4 separate regions of the Homo sapiens genome follow, and all the other regions are linked to region 1. Evidence: chromatin contacts called from ENCODE Hi-C data. All regions are on one chromosome and are shown on one strand. The core of a region is the stretch at or near the end of the contact, and the rest is flanking DNA. Distances in the headings are between cores, read along the strand shown.

Region 1 (2,982 bases), core at 242-2,741:
CATCTTGAACTGTAGTTCTTATAATCCCATGTGTCGTGGGAGGGACCTGGTGGGACATAATTGAATCATGGGGGCAGTTACCTCCATGCTGTTCTCATAATAGTGAGTTCTCACGAGATCTAATGGTTTTATAAGGGGCTTTTCGCCCTTTTACTCGGCACTTCTCTTTGCTGCTACCATGTGAAGAAGGACGTGTTTGCTTCCCCTTCTGCCATGATTGTGTTTCCTGAGGCCTCCCCAGCTCTGTGGAACTGTGAGTCAATTAAACCTCTTTCCTTTATAAATTACCCAGTCTCAGGTATGTTTTTATTGGCAGTGTGAGAACAGACTAATACAGAACATAAACCTGTTCTTGGAATCTAAAGTGAGTGTAGATAATGAGTAGCTGTTTTATCAAGCCATGTCTTTCCTACTCACCCTTGTTCAGTTTACTTTGTTTGCCCTTTAATGGTTCCTCTGGCTTTTGATTTCCTTCTGCTTGTGAATTTACCTATGTATTTAAATTTCTCTCTCTTTCTCTCTCTCTGTCTCTCACTCTCTCTCATCTCTATATTTGTTTCTTGGAATATCTCTCCTTGGATTTCAAACCTACTTCAACCTATATTTGCATGTGATCTCTTTCTCCTTCATGGTCTTGGTATACTCCTGGTACCATACTTACACTTTATTGGTTTCTTCTTCCCCTTCCCTAACCCTTGCTCCCTGTTGTGATGGCCAGAAAGACTCTGCAGAAAGACTGTGTCCTCAGTAGGGGTGGGGGACTGAAAGATTCGGAAGCTTTCTACAGTGATGCTTCCTTCTCATCAACCCTACCATGCCAGCTCCACTTTTTACATTCAAACACTTACCTGAAAATTTAAAGATAAATTCAAGAGTGAATTCATTCACTTTACAAAGTAAAGAGGGATGAGAGTCCCTTTAAGTAGCATCTTCTCAAGTGTTTGTTTACAGATCATTAAATATTTAACTTAGTAAGAAACTAAAAGCTGAAAATGTTCCAAACCACTGTTGATTAAATAGAAAACTGGAATTAAGATAAGGCAAATCTGAAATTGAAATAACAACCAATTTGAAATTTTCATGTTATTAGACAAGAAGTTAAAATACTTGACTGTCTGGTTCAACAGGGGACATCTGGCAAGCCCAGGTCTTGCCTTTTCTGGCAACTGAGACCTGATGTTGAGCTTTTGGGTCATTCTGAAACCTGTACTGCATCTCTCCAGGGCAGAGGGTGCCTGCTCCATTCTTAGCCCTGCTCCCTACCCGCTTTTGTGTCTTCACCCTTGGCCAAGATACAAACGATTGAAGGATGAGCTAGTTTCCAAGGATGAATATTGCTAACGTGGCTAAAAATACAAGAATATAATCAGCAAGTCTAATCCGCATCATAAAAGTGCTAAAGATAATATAAAAGGATGTCCAGAACTGTACCTTGAACCAAAGAATGAGGAAGAAATAAAGGCTTGATGGAGTAGAGATGGGTGGGGTAAGGCAAAATGATTGAGAAAACAGAACCACTCAACTTTGAATTCACCTTCGTCTACTGTAGCAAGGAGAATGATCTTCAAACTGGAAAGAACAAAGCAAACATAGTTAAGAAGGAACAGAAACCCCAGATAAGGAAAGTGATAGTGAGAAAACACTTAGCTGACAAAGCATTCAAGTCTGTGGATAAACTGCGTTCTAGTAGAATTACAGTGTTTACAAAACTACTCTTGGTAATTGTGGAGAATTTATGAAGAGAGATACAGAAAGACTAGATGGATAAACATCTTAATTTTTTTTGTTTTTTTTGATATTGTACTTGATATTATATTTGGTGTCTGTTATATATACAGCAAATTGCAAAAATAGATGATAGAAATATATATTATATCTAATATAATGTATATTAGGCACCCTGAAACATGTTATGAAAAGACTAGCTCCAAAAGATGAGAGGGCACTGGTCATGTGGAGCAGTTGTCCTGGCGACGGTGTTGCAGAGACCTCATGTTGAATTCGTGTCTGCTTGTCCATCATCTGAGCACAGTGCTCATCATGTTGCCCCATCTTAATGGTTAATGAGGGGAGAAAGTGGATTTTAGACACTAAAGACAGATTAATTTGAAATCAAGATCTAGAAAGGGACATAATGACTCCTAGTATCAGCATGGATTTAGAAAGTATTTTGTTTCCTTTTTTCTATGTGAGTATTTAATTTCTTTTTATAAAAATTGCTGCACACTATGCCATTATTTACTTTACTGATTCAGGCATTTGATAAATACATACATATGAAGTACTTACCTGGCTCTGAGTCCAAGTATGGGAGGACAGAGATAATCAGACCCTGACTTTGACCTTGAGACCTCCCAGTCTATTTGAGAACATAAGGAATTGTGAAGAACAGAACAGATCTGGGTCAGTAGATGATGACTTTGGTCTTTGGGTGTGGTGATTTTGAGGTGCCATGGATCTCCAGGTTGGGATATCTAGTAGTCATTTGGAGATGTCTGGAGCTCTGGACAGAGCTCTTGTCTGGGAATATAGGTAGGAGGTAGGTAAAGCTGTGGTCATGTTGAGAAGAAATGAGAGTGAATTATGGAAAGGGCTCAAAATATAGGTATCAGGAGAGGAGCCCGTTACTGTGACTGAGACAGAATCAGCAGAAAGTTAGAAGGACCATGAAAGGCTGCCAGGTGGAAACCAAGGGAAGTGAGACCATCACAAAGGAAAGGATATGGAGGTTAGAAAGATGAATTCTGCAGAGTCTACTACTTCCAGAATTAGATCATTGATGGTCTTAGGTAGGACAGCTTAGTGGAGTGGTGAGGACAGCAGCCAATAGCAGTAACCTAAAGAGCGATGGATGTGAGAAACTAAAGTGCCATGGTTTGGATGTGGTTTGTCCCCACCAAAACTCATGGTTAAATTTAATTGTCAATGTGGTGGTTTTGGGAGGTGGGGCCATTGAAAGATGATTAGGTTGTTGAGATAGAT
Region 2 (2,978 bases), core at 125-2,624, 520 kb before region 1:
TGACCACTATAGGAGGCCAGAGTGAGAGTAAGAATGAGTAAATGTATATCCAAAACAATGAGTGGAAATAAATTACGGCCTCCACGGTAATTTGTTTTTGGTTAAGCAATATAAATTCAGCCAAGTGTAAAGCAGAAAAAGCACTTGGGAAGGAATATCTCCACAATGTGGACTTTGCCCAAAAAAAAAAAAAAAAAAATCTGGACTCCCAACAGTGGCTACAAGAGAATCACTATGATTCTATTAAAGCATATTAAGTTTAGAGCCACAAATTTAGCAATTTGAAAAACAGCTCCACACAAGGCAGGAAAAGGGCAGCAGCAGAATTCAACGTTCAAATTAAGGTCAGATTAAATTTTGCCTAGTTAGGCTAGCATTTCTATGGTTATATGGACCATCGTTATTCATTCCCTTTCAACATCTATGCAAAACTGACTAATCAACTGTGTTATCAGCAGTTTGCTAAATCAATAAACGTACCTACTACCCACCCAGATAGACACTGGAGGGACTTTTTGTTTTGAGAAGGGTCATTTCACAACTTTCAAGTTCTCTTTCCTTTTCTTATTGAATATTTGGGGTCAAAATAAAATCATTTGCTTTACTTTGTCCTCTTGACCACAGCGAAGCGTCGAAAAGAAGACAGGAGAGTGCCTAACTGCACTGGCATCCCCCAGCTGTCTCCGGGAATCGCGGCAGCCCCGCCCCGCCCGCCTGCACCTGCCGGGAGCCCCGCCCCCTCCGCGCGGGCTGGCGGGACGCGCGCCCTCGGCCCCGCCCCACTCCCTCCGCCCCTCTCACTGCGGGGGCGCGCCATTTCGCGCCTCCGGGCCGCTCGGCTGCCCCAGGGGCGCCTGGCAAACGTGGAGTCGCTCGGTTTTGGAGGCATGCTTTCCAAACTTTCTAATTCACAGGGTCTTTGCACGCAGCCCCTGCCCCACAACACCTTGGCAGTCTCTGAGACTTCTGGGGCTCTTCTCCCGGGCAGCTCCCGTGCCTGTCCGGTCCCGGAGTTGAATAGTTTTTGAAGTAATGAGACGGGAACGAGACTTGGGACGAACTGGAGAAAAACATAACCGCGAAAGGAGGAGGCGGCTATCACTTACTGGCTGTGTCAGAAGTCGCCGGGAACGCGTTGCTCCCGAGGCCGAAGGGCCCAGAGAGCTCCAGCCAGGCAGCGGGTTCGTCTCCGGCGCAAGAAGGCTGGTGAGGCGGAGTGCGCGCGTGCACGTGGCCGCTCGAGGCGCCACCGGCCGCGGGGACGCGCGGGCTGTGTCGGGCGGCCTAGCGCCTGCGGCTCTGCCGGGCCTGCGCTCTCGACCGACGCCGGGCCGCGCACCGCCTCAACTTCCCTGCCCCGGCGGCTCTTCCGGATGGAGACGAGGCAGCGGGGCGGGGTGGAGCGGAGCGGGCGGATTGGGGCGGAGCCAGGAGGGTCCCGGGCGGGGAGAGGGGCGGGACCCGAGCAGTGACCTCAGGCTAAGTGGCCAGAGCAGGGTTGTGCGGCGGCTCAGATCGGATCTTAGGGTTTGTTTTTTGTCTGTCCAAGGAATTTGCCTAACCCAAGGCCACAGAGGATCTCTTCTGTGTTTTCTGACACAAGTTTTAGAATTTTAGGTTTTATATTGAGGTCTGTGATCCAATTAGAGCTAATTTTTGTCTGTGGTGCAAAGTATGGATCTTAGGTCATTTTTTTGTATGTGAATAGTGTCATTTGTTTAGAGAGCTTTCTTTTTCTCACTGAATAGCTTTTGCACCTATGTTTAAAATCAGTTGTCCCTAAAGCATCAGTTGTGGGTCTATTCTTAGACTTTCTATTCTGTTCCGACAATTTATTATATTTCTCTCTACAAAAATACCACATTGTCTTGATTCCTGTAGATTCGTAAGAGTCTTAAAATCAGATCGTGTTTGGCCTCCAATTTTTTGTTATTTTTCAAAAATGTTCTGGCTCATCTAGTCCCTTGGGTTTTCATATGAATGTTAAAATCAGCTTGTCACTTTAAAAAGTTGGGATTGTGATTGGTTACATTTCGTCTATAGATCCATGTAAGAATAATTTACATGTTAACAATATTTAGTAATGACCCTTAAAGTAAGCCTCTTCATTTATTTAGGTGTTATTTCACTCAGCAAATGTTTTGATCTTTTGTCAGGTCTAGTCTTATATAGTCCATTTTCACAGTGCTAATAAAGACATACCTGGGACTGAGTAATTTATAAAGGAAAGACGTTTAATTGACTTACAGTTCAGCATGGCTGGGGAGACTTCAGGAAACTTAAAATCATGGCAGAAGCGGGAGCAAACCTCCTTCTTCACAGGGCTGCAGGAAGGAGAAGTGAGGAGCAAGGAGGGAAAAGCCCCTTAGAAAACCATCAGATCTTGTGATACCTCACTCACTATCAGAGAACAGCATGGGAATAACCACCCCCATGATTCAGTTACCTCCCACCGGGTCCCTCCCACAACACCTGGGGATTATGGTAACTACAGTTCAAGATGAGGTTTGGGCAGGGACACAGCCAAACCATATCACCCTATGTCAGATTTATCCATAAATCTAAGGATGGGGGAAAAATATACTTCTTGATATTATGTAAATGACATTTTAAATTTTCAGTTGTTCTTTGATAGTGTCTTAGTCTGTGTTGCTAAAAAGGAATGCCTGAGACTGAATAATTTACAAATAAAAGAGGTTTATTTGGCTCACACTTCTGCAGGCTGCTTCTGGTGAGGGCTTCAGGCTGCTTCCACTCAGTGAAGGGGAGGCTGCCTGTGCAGATCACATGGCCAGAAGAGAAGCAAGAGAAAGGGGAGGTAGTGGTCAGGCTCTTTTTAACAATCAGCTCTGGAGGCAACTAACAGAATGAGAACTCATTATGCAATGGCAGCACTAAGTTTTCCTGAAGGATCTGCCCCTGTGACCCAGACACCCCCAACTAGGCCCCACACTTGGGATCAGATTTTAAGATGAGAT
Region 3 (2,700 bases), core at 175-2,674, 750 kb before region 1:
TCCGCCTCCTGGGTTTTCAAGTGATTGTCCTGCCTCAGCCTTCCGAGTAGCTGGGATTGCAGGCACCCGCCACCATGCCCGGCTAATTTTTGTATTTTTAGTAGAGACAGGGTTTCACCACGTTGGCCAGGCTGGTCTCAAACTCCTGACTTCAAGTGATCCTCCTGCCTCGGCCTCCCACAGTGCTGGGATTACAGGCTTGAGCCACCACGCCTGGCCAAAAGAGCCTAGTTTTAAGCTAAGAGTTCATGGCGCTGGGGCATTTTATTCCTCCATTTGCCTAGCAGCTTCCACTGCAGATGTTTTCTTACCCTTCTGGCTATTTTCACCTTTCTTTCAGTGGCTTTTTTTTCCATTTTTAAAAATTCACAGGCTTCCTGTTTCTAAGTATTTACCACATTTCTGTTCATGCTTTTTCCCTGACTTTTATTTTTCACCCCTTCTTAGCCCTCTCTCCCAACCACATCTGTTTTACTCCCTTTCATTTTTTCCCCATTCCTTTATTCCCTGCTGTCCTGTTTTTCTTTGTTCAATTCAGAACATCAGCCGGAAGCTTCCCTGTTGCTAAGTAACCACATCACCCACACACACCCTTTTCCATTTTCAACTTATTTCTTCTGTTTTAATAAACTCATGGGGCCGAACAGTCTCTAAAAGAAAACGAGAGGTGCTGCTGTCTTCTCTTCATGCAGCAGAGATGCATACCCTCTCATATCCTGCCTTTTCTTATTAGATTTTGGCTTCTTGTTTTATTGATAATTTGCCCCAGACTGTGAGATAACACTAAATAAGCACAAAATATCTTTTTGGGCTTGGACAATTTGCAGAAGGGAGGAAGAGATATAATTTCTGCAGAAGGAACAATGAAAATGTTTAAAATATAGTTACAAGGCATGGCATGGGCTCATTGAAGGGTGTTTGCCTTGACCCCGGAACCAAATCCAGCCCTCCCTAGTAAAAGGTTTCCATTAGGGATCAAGTTAGCTAGCAAGTCCCTCTTAACATTGTTGAGTTGTGAGGAAGCTACTAATGGCATGGTAAGTGTGATTTGCACAAAATGAAGGATAAAACAATACAAGAAATCATTATGTGGTTTTCCAAATCTCAATCCTTTTCCAGACATCAATCTGACATGGCACTTGTGCCAAAGGCATAATTGGAGGTGTGTGAGCCCTTCTCACAATATGCTCTTGAGGGATTCCAAGTCTTCTGGCACATTTTAATAATTTAATGGGAATGGTAACTCCATATGTCCAAACACTAGGGCAGAGTAACAGAGATACCAGGAGATTTGAAAAAAAATCTTTTCACCCTTGCAATACCATAAATAATTTCCTTGCCTGGTGTGAATTCTTTCTCTGACCTCTTGCATTTATGCAATGCCTGGGAGGCCTTTCCTGCTAAGCCCGCCCCCACATTGTTGCTCTCAGCTTTTTGCCCACAGTGAGCACTGTGCTAATTGGGTAGATTTGGGAGCTGCTTCTTAAGAAGTATCACGGCCGTCTATGTAGGTGTGTGTCCCAGCTCCTCTGGTAGTGCTCTGTGCTCTCTGTCAGGGAAGGGCTCGTATCCAGCATGTAATGAATACTCAATAAGTTGCCTTAAATTTAACCACAGAACACAGACACTCTGACAAGGGGATTATTTTTAGTTTCATTTTCTAGATAGAAGAACAGTGGTTTTCTTCATATTGAAGTCTAAGTTCATCAATCAAAGTGCCAGAAATGAAGCTGATGCATTTCCATCACTATCCTGAAATGCAGATGGAGCATTTCAGTAGAGGGAAATTTCAAAAGCTTTATTTGTCAAGACCTGTTGATATTCTGAAAGCAGAAACCCTGTAAGACTAAAACCTACTCTAAGGTATTCTAAGAATGCCTAGCCAGAACTGGAATTGGCAAGCTTTTTCTTTCTAGAATCTAGCCCCTTTGAGATGTTAGGTCTTCTGAGAGTTTCAGAAAGTTTTAACATAATTTCAACTTTTATCTTAGGGTAACCTCAACTGATGAAACATACATTTGAACCTCCTGGAATTTTTATTTTATGTGCCACTTACTTTAAATTATACAAAACCTTCACTGTCTTCCAGTATTCACTTCTCTTTTAACTTTCTTTTCTCAACTTGAGATATCAGGAAACGCCACCATGTCATATTTTCTTTTCTTACATTTTTGAACATCTAATTCCTTTTTTCCTTTCCGTCCTCCTCATCAATGTGGTCTAGTCTTATAGGGAACTTTTCTCTCCAATCACAATCCCCTCCTCTTCCACTTCTCGCTTAGCTACTCTTCCCACACCCCAAAAAGACTCTCGCTTTGTGATTCCAGTCCTGGAATTCTTTCCCTATTAGTGTCCTCTTCACTTCACTGCTTCCCTACCCCATGGAGCTCTCATGAGCCATCCCTTTAACCATTCTCTTCAGTATCTCAGTTCCCTTGCCCCTCATTGGCCTGGCAAATCCCCAAACTTCAATGAGTTCATCTTCATATCTCCCTGTCTGAGCCCAGGCTATCTCTCCTGGAGAGAGATCACAACTCTGCCATGGATGCCATTCCAACTCTGTGACCCCAAGTACTGGTCCCTCCAGGCTGGTCCCAGCAGTCCTCCTGGGTTTCCTTCTCATATTCCTCCTCATCTGCTTTTTTTTTTTTTTTCTTTTTTGAGACAGGCTCTTACTCTGTCACCCAGACTGAGCTCATT
Region 4 (3,081 bases), core at 323-2,822, 810 kb before region 1:
AATAGCAGAAAATATTACCATCAAAAGACCCCTTTCCAAATGCTGCTTCTGCTTTTTTGTTTTGTAAATAACAGCTTTGGAAATGTATGCAAAAATATCTCTAAGTTACACAAGTCGAGCTCAAACACTTTGTGGAGCAAGGTTACTTAACAGGAGTCCCAGAAACAGCTAAAATTGTAGGGAAAATTTTGCGTATGTATATATGGCATTGTTTTTTCTGCGCAGAATGTCCATATAACTCAGTTTCTCAAAAGGCCTCAAAACTCAAGATTAAAAGTGCCTGGAAAGACCATCATCTTTAGAGAACATATCACAGGCAACCCAAGACTTATTTTTTATCCCAAGTTAGGGGAGGATTTATCCTAATTTTGTGGCTCCTACACAACTTCTGAGCGACGCAAGCATGAAATGGCTGTCCGATACAAACAGACCCCTTCAGATACGGAATGCAGCAAACCCCTAATTTTCCTTGAAGGGGCCACGGAAAGCCAAACGGATTCGTAACCCGGTTGCTCAATGGTCCATTGGCTACTGCAGGACGCGCCCTCCTCTTACGCCGCAGGGGCTGCGGGGCGGCGACCAGGTTCCTCCGAGGGGCTGAAGTTCCCTTGGGGGTGGCTGAGAGCGGCCGCATCTCTGGCAGCATCCTCCCTCCCGAAAACGCGCCCTAAAAGTAGCGGCTGCGGGCGTGGGCACAGCCAACCCCAGCCTGCGCCTACCAGAAGTCGGGAGGGCGCGGAACTGCGGCCCCTCCGAGACGCGCCCGGGCCGCCGCCGCAGCACTGTCGCAGCGACCTTCCCGCCCGGGTCCCCGCGAGCAAACGGGCAAGCCCCGTTATCACGCAGGTCACACACCCCACGAGTAAAAGGAAAAAACCGGGCAGACAATAAAGCCCAACCCGCGGGGGCCCAAGCGAGCTGGAAGTTGGGGGCGCTGGGGCTGCAGCCCAAGGAGGAGCGGCGGGGACGACGGGATGCGGGGCTGATGCGCCTGGGACGCGGCAAGCCATATGTCAGCCCGGGTGCTGACAGCGGGGAGGACACTGGGCACGCGGCGGCGTCGGGGAGGCGGCCGGGGTAAGACAGGCCTGAGGCGGGAGGGGAGCGGCGGCGAGGTCCCGAGGCGCCGCGGTCGGCCGTGACCCCCACCCCAGCCGGGGCGCTGTCCCGTTCCTTACCGGCAGGGAAGCTGCGGGCTCCGCCGGGGCTATCCCGGCCGCTGGCCTCCGGAGCCAGGAAGCGCCCCCACATCGCGGGCGAGAGGGCCGGGTGGGCCAGGGACGCCCGACTCCTCACGTCCGTCCTCCTGCTTCTTCGGCGGCGGAAACTTGCGCGGAGCGTGGGCCTCGGCGACACGGGCAGGAGGAAAGGCGGGATGGCTGGTTAACGGCTGCTCAGCTACGGGCGGGGAGCGCAGGGGCCAGATTCGCCGCACTGCCGGCGCCTGCCATGGCCAAGCCGGCTGGGCTGAGGCCCGCGCCGGGGAAGCGGCGACTCGGCGGTGACGGCTGCTAGATCCCCGGCTGAGCCCAGGCTCAAAGGCTCCAGGCGAAGTTGCAGCTGCGGGTTCTCTCCGCCCCCTCCGCCGGCAGAGCCAGAGCCGGGGCTGGGGCCGCGAGGGGGCGGGGCCTCGGGCAATGACTTCAGGCGTGCGCGGCGCCGCGCGGGGCGGGGACTGCGGGGGGCGGGGACTGCGGGGGGCGGGTGAGCTACCCCGACCCCGCTTCGCCTCCTTGGCGGCGACTGGGCTGTCCCGCCCTCCCGCCGCATCCCTCTGTCTCCATCCTCCCGCCCTGCGAGTTGAGTAGAGGGCAGCGACTTGGCCTATTTTGCGATACTCGCCCCTCCCTTGGGTAATCCCTCACGCCCTCCCTCCGGGCACCTCTGTGAAGACACGTGGAAGACCTGCCCCTGGCGTCACAACCGCTCGAGATGAAAAAGCCAAGCCAGGGCGCGGCTGAGGGGGCTTCCAGCCTCCCTTGGAATTAGGATTGGGATTTAAATCCTCATCTGTATTCCTTCGTTTATAGATTACTTTAGGGGCAGAAAAGGGGTGGTTTTCCTTTACTAATTTAATGGGGGCGTGGGGGCAACACAGGCACCAGAATATAGCACCGGGATGTGCACCGGAAAAGGCCCGGGGGTAATTAGTACCCGAGGGGGAGAGGGGCCGTCATTGTAATCGCACAACGTTTCAGATTAGCAAGCAGAAAGTAAAAATGGCACCAAAGTCTGTAAAGGGAGCCCTTTCCTCCTTGCCCCCTACTCCTTCACGTTCTTCCTCTTCTTGGCCAGTTTCCACCCTTCACCTGAACCCTTAGTGCAGGAGGAGACGTCCTAAGGAAGGGCGAAAAGGGACAGCATCGTTTTATTTTTAAATCTTACTTCTCACTGGCAATATGGTGATGCTTCCAACGTTTAGTTACGAACTAGTTCGTATAAAAAATTCTGGGCCAGCACTGTGGTGGGAGGCGGGCTCTGCAGTAGGCCCATCACTCAGAGGTAAGTCGGAACGCAGGTCGCTTAACTAGAGAGGCTTTGAGTTCCGCTTTTCCTGTTCTGGAATCTTGCTAACAAAGGCCTCATATTTGCATTTTTCCCTTAAAGACATTTTAATTGGGAAATACTACTTAAAATTCTTGGAAGTTAAATTAGATTTAGGTGTGTGTTCTATCACTTACCACATCCGTGTTGTAATTTATCTGATTGGAGTTTTACATTTAGTCTCCCTGTGGTAGACTTCCAATTATTTCTCCAAATCATGTAATGTTAGCCAAGGGTCAGCTGTTTCTGATGATAAAAAGATACAGAAACATGAAAGACGAATGTGATTGGTTCCTTTTTATTATTTTAATGTGCACTAGCTCGTTTTATCTAACACTTGAAGAGGATAGATTTTTTTAAGTCCCAAAAAGAAAATTAGCAGAAGCTATAGCACTATGTATAGATTTTTTTTTCATGCTTTGTAGTTACCACAGTCTCAGGAACAGAATTTTTGAAATTCATTTGTGATGCAGTTCTAAGAAGTGTATAAAATATTACAGAAATATCTTGGCCTTTGCGAGTTTAAAATACACTTAT

Evidence for each region. A loop is a pair of places that touch in the nucleus more often than their neighbours do. Pooled maps may share reads with other maps.
Region 2: a map with no recorded cell type shows a loop between it and region 1 (7-fold over the local background). The contact joins the promoter of MCM9 here to the enhancer-like site in region 1. A Hi-C loop is called at or near these places in 9 of 37 single-sample maps with no recorded cell type and 7 of 50 pooled maps.
Region 3: a loop to region 1 is called in a map with no recorded cell type, with 5 times the contacts of the local background. The contact joins two enhancer-like sites. A Hi-C loop is called at or near these places in 1 of 168 maps with a recorded cell type or tissue (posterior vena cava), 3 of 37 single-sample maps with no recorded cell type and 4 of 50 pooled maps.
Region 4: a map with no recorded cell type shows a loop between it and region 1 (5-fold over the local background). The contact joins the promoter of CEP85L here to the enhancer-like site in region 1. A Hi-C loop is called at or near these places in 2 of 37 single-sample maps with no recorded cell type and 2 of 50 pooled maps.

The regions. Positions count from the first base shown.
Region 1 is chr6:119,458,225-119,461,206 of GRCh38, forward strand. All of the region lies in intron 3 of LOC285762 (a long non-coding RNA gene), which reads right to left. Among named protein-coding and RNA genes, the nearest start is that of MAN1A1, 110 kb to the left of the region's middle. RefSeq lists an enhancer at 1,409-1,468. Within about 2 kb of position 1,492, at least 2 of the 41 ENCODE cell types and tissues checked have a DNase peak (open chromatin) inside an H3K27ac peak, as active enhancers do.
Region 2 is chr6:118,933,785-118,936,762 of GRCh38, forward strand. MCM9 (minichromosome maintenance 9 homologous recombination repair factor) reads right to left here and starts at 1,375. Exons shown (of 14, transcript NM_017696.3): 1 at 1,107-1,375. It overlaps LOC124901389 (a long non-coding RNA gene), which reads left to right and starts at 1,131. Exons shown (of 2, transcript XR_007059729.1): 1 at 1,131-1,206. RefSeq lists silencers at 624-873, 1,124-1,553.
Region 3 is chr6:118,704,552-118,707,251 of GRCh38, forward strand. It overlaps a transcript of CEP85L not described here. Among named protein-coding and RNA genes, the nearest start is that of CEP85L, 54 kb to the left of the region's middle. RefSeq lists a silencer at 1,335-1,629. Within about 2 kb of position 1,425, at least 9 of the 41 ENCODE cell types and tissues checked have a DNase peak (open chromatin) inside an H3K27ac peak, as active enhancers do.
Region 4 is chr6:118,650,019-118,653,099 of GRCh38, forward strand. It overlaps CEP85L (centrosomal protein 85L), which reads right to left and starts at 1,573. Exons shown (of 13, transcript NM_001042475.3): 1 at 1,179-1,573. The coding sequence starts at 1,251. RefSeq lists silencers at 957-1,266, 1,467-1,926.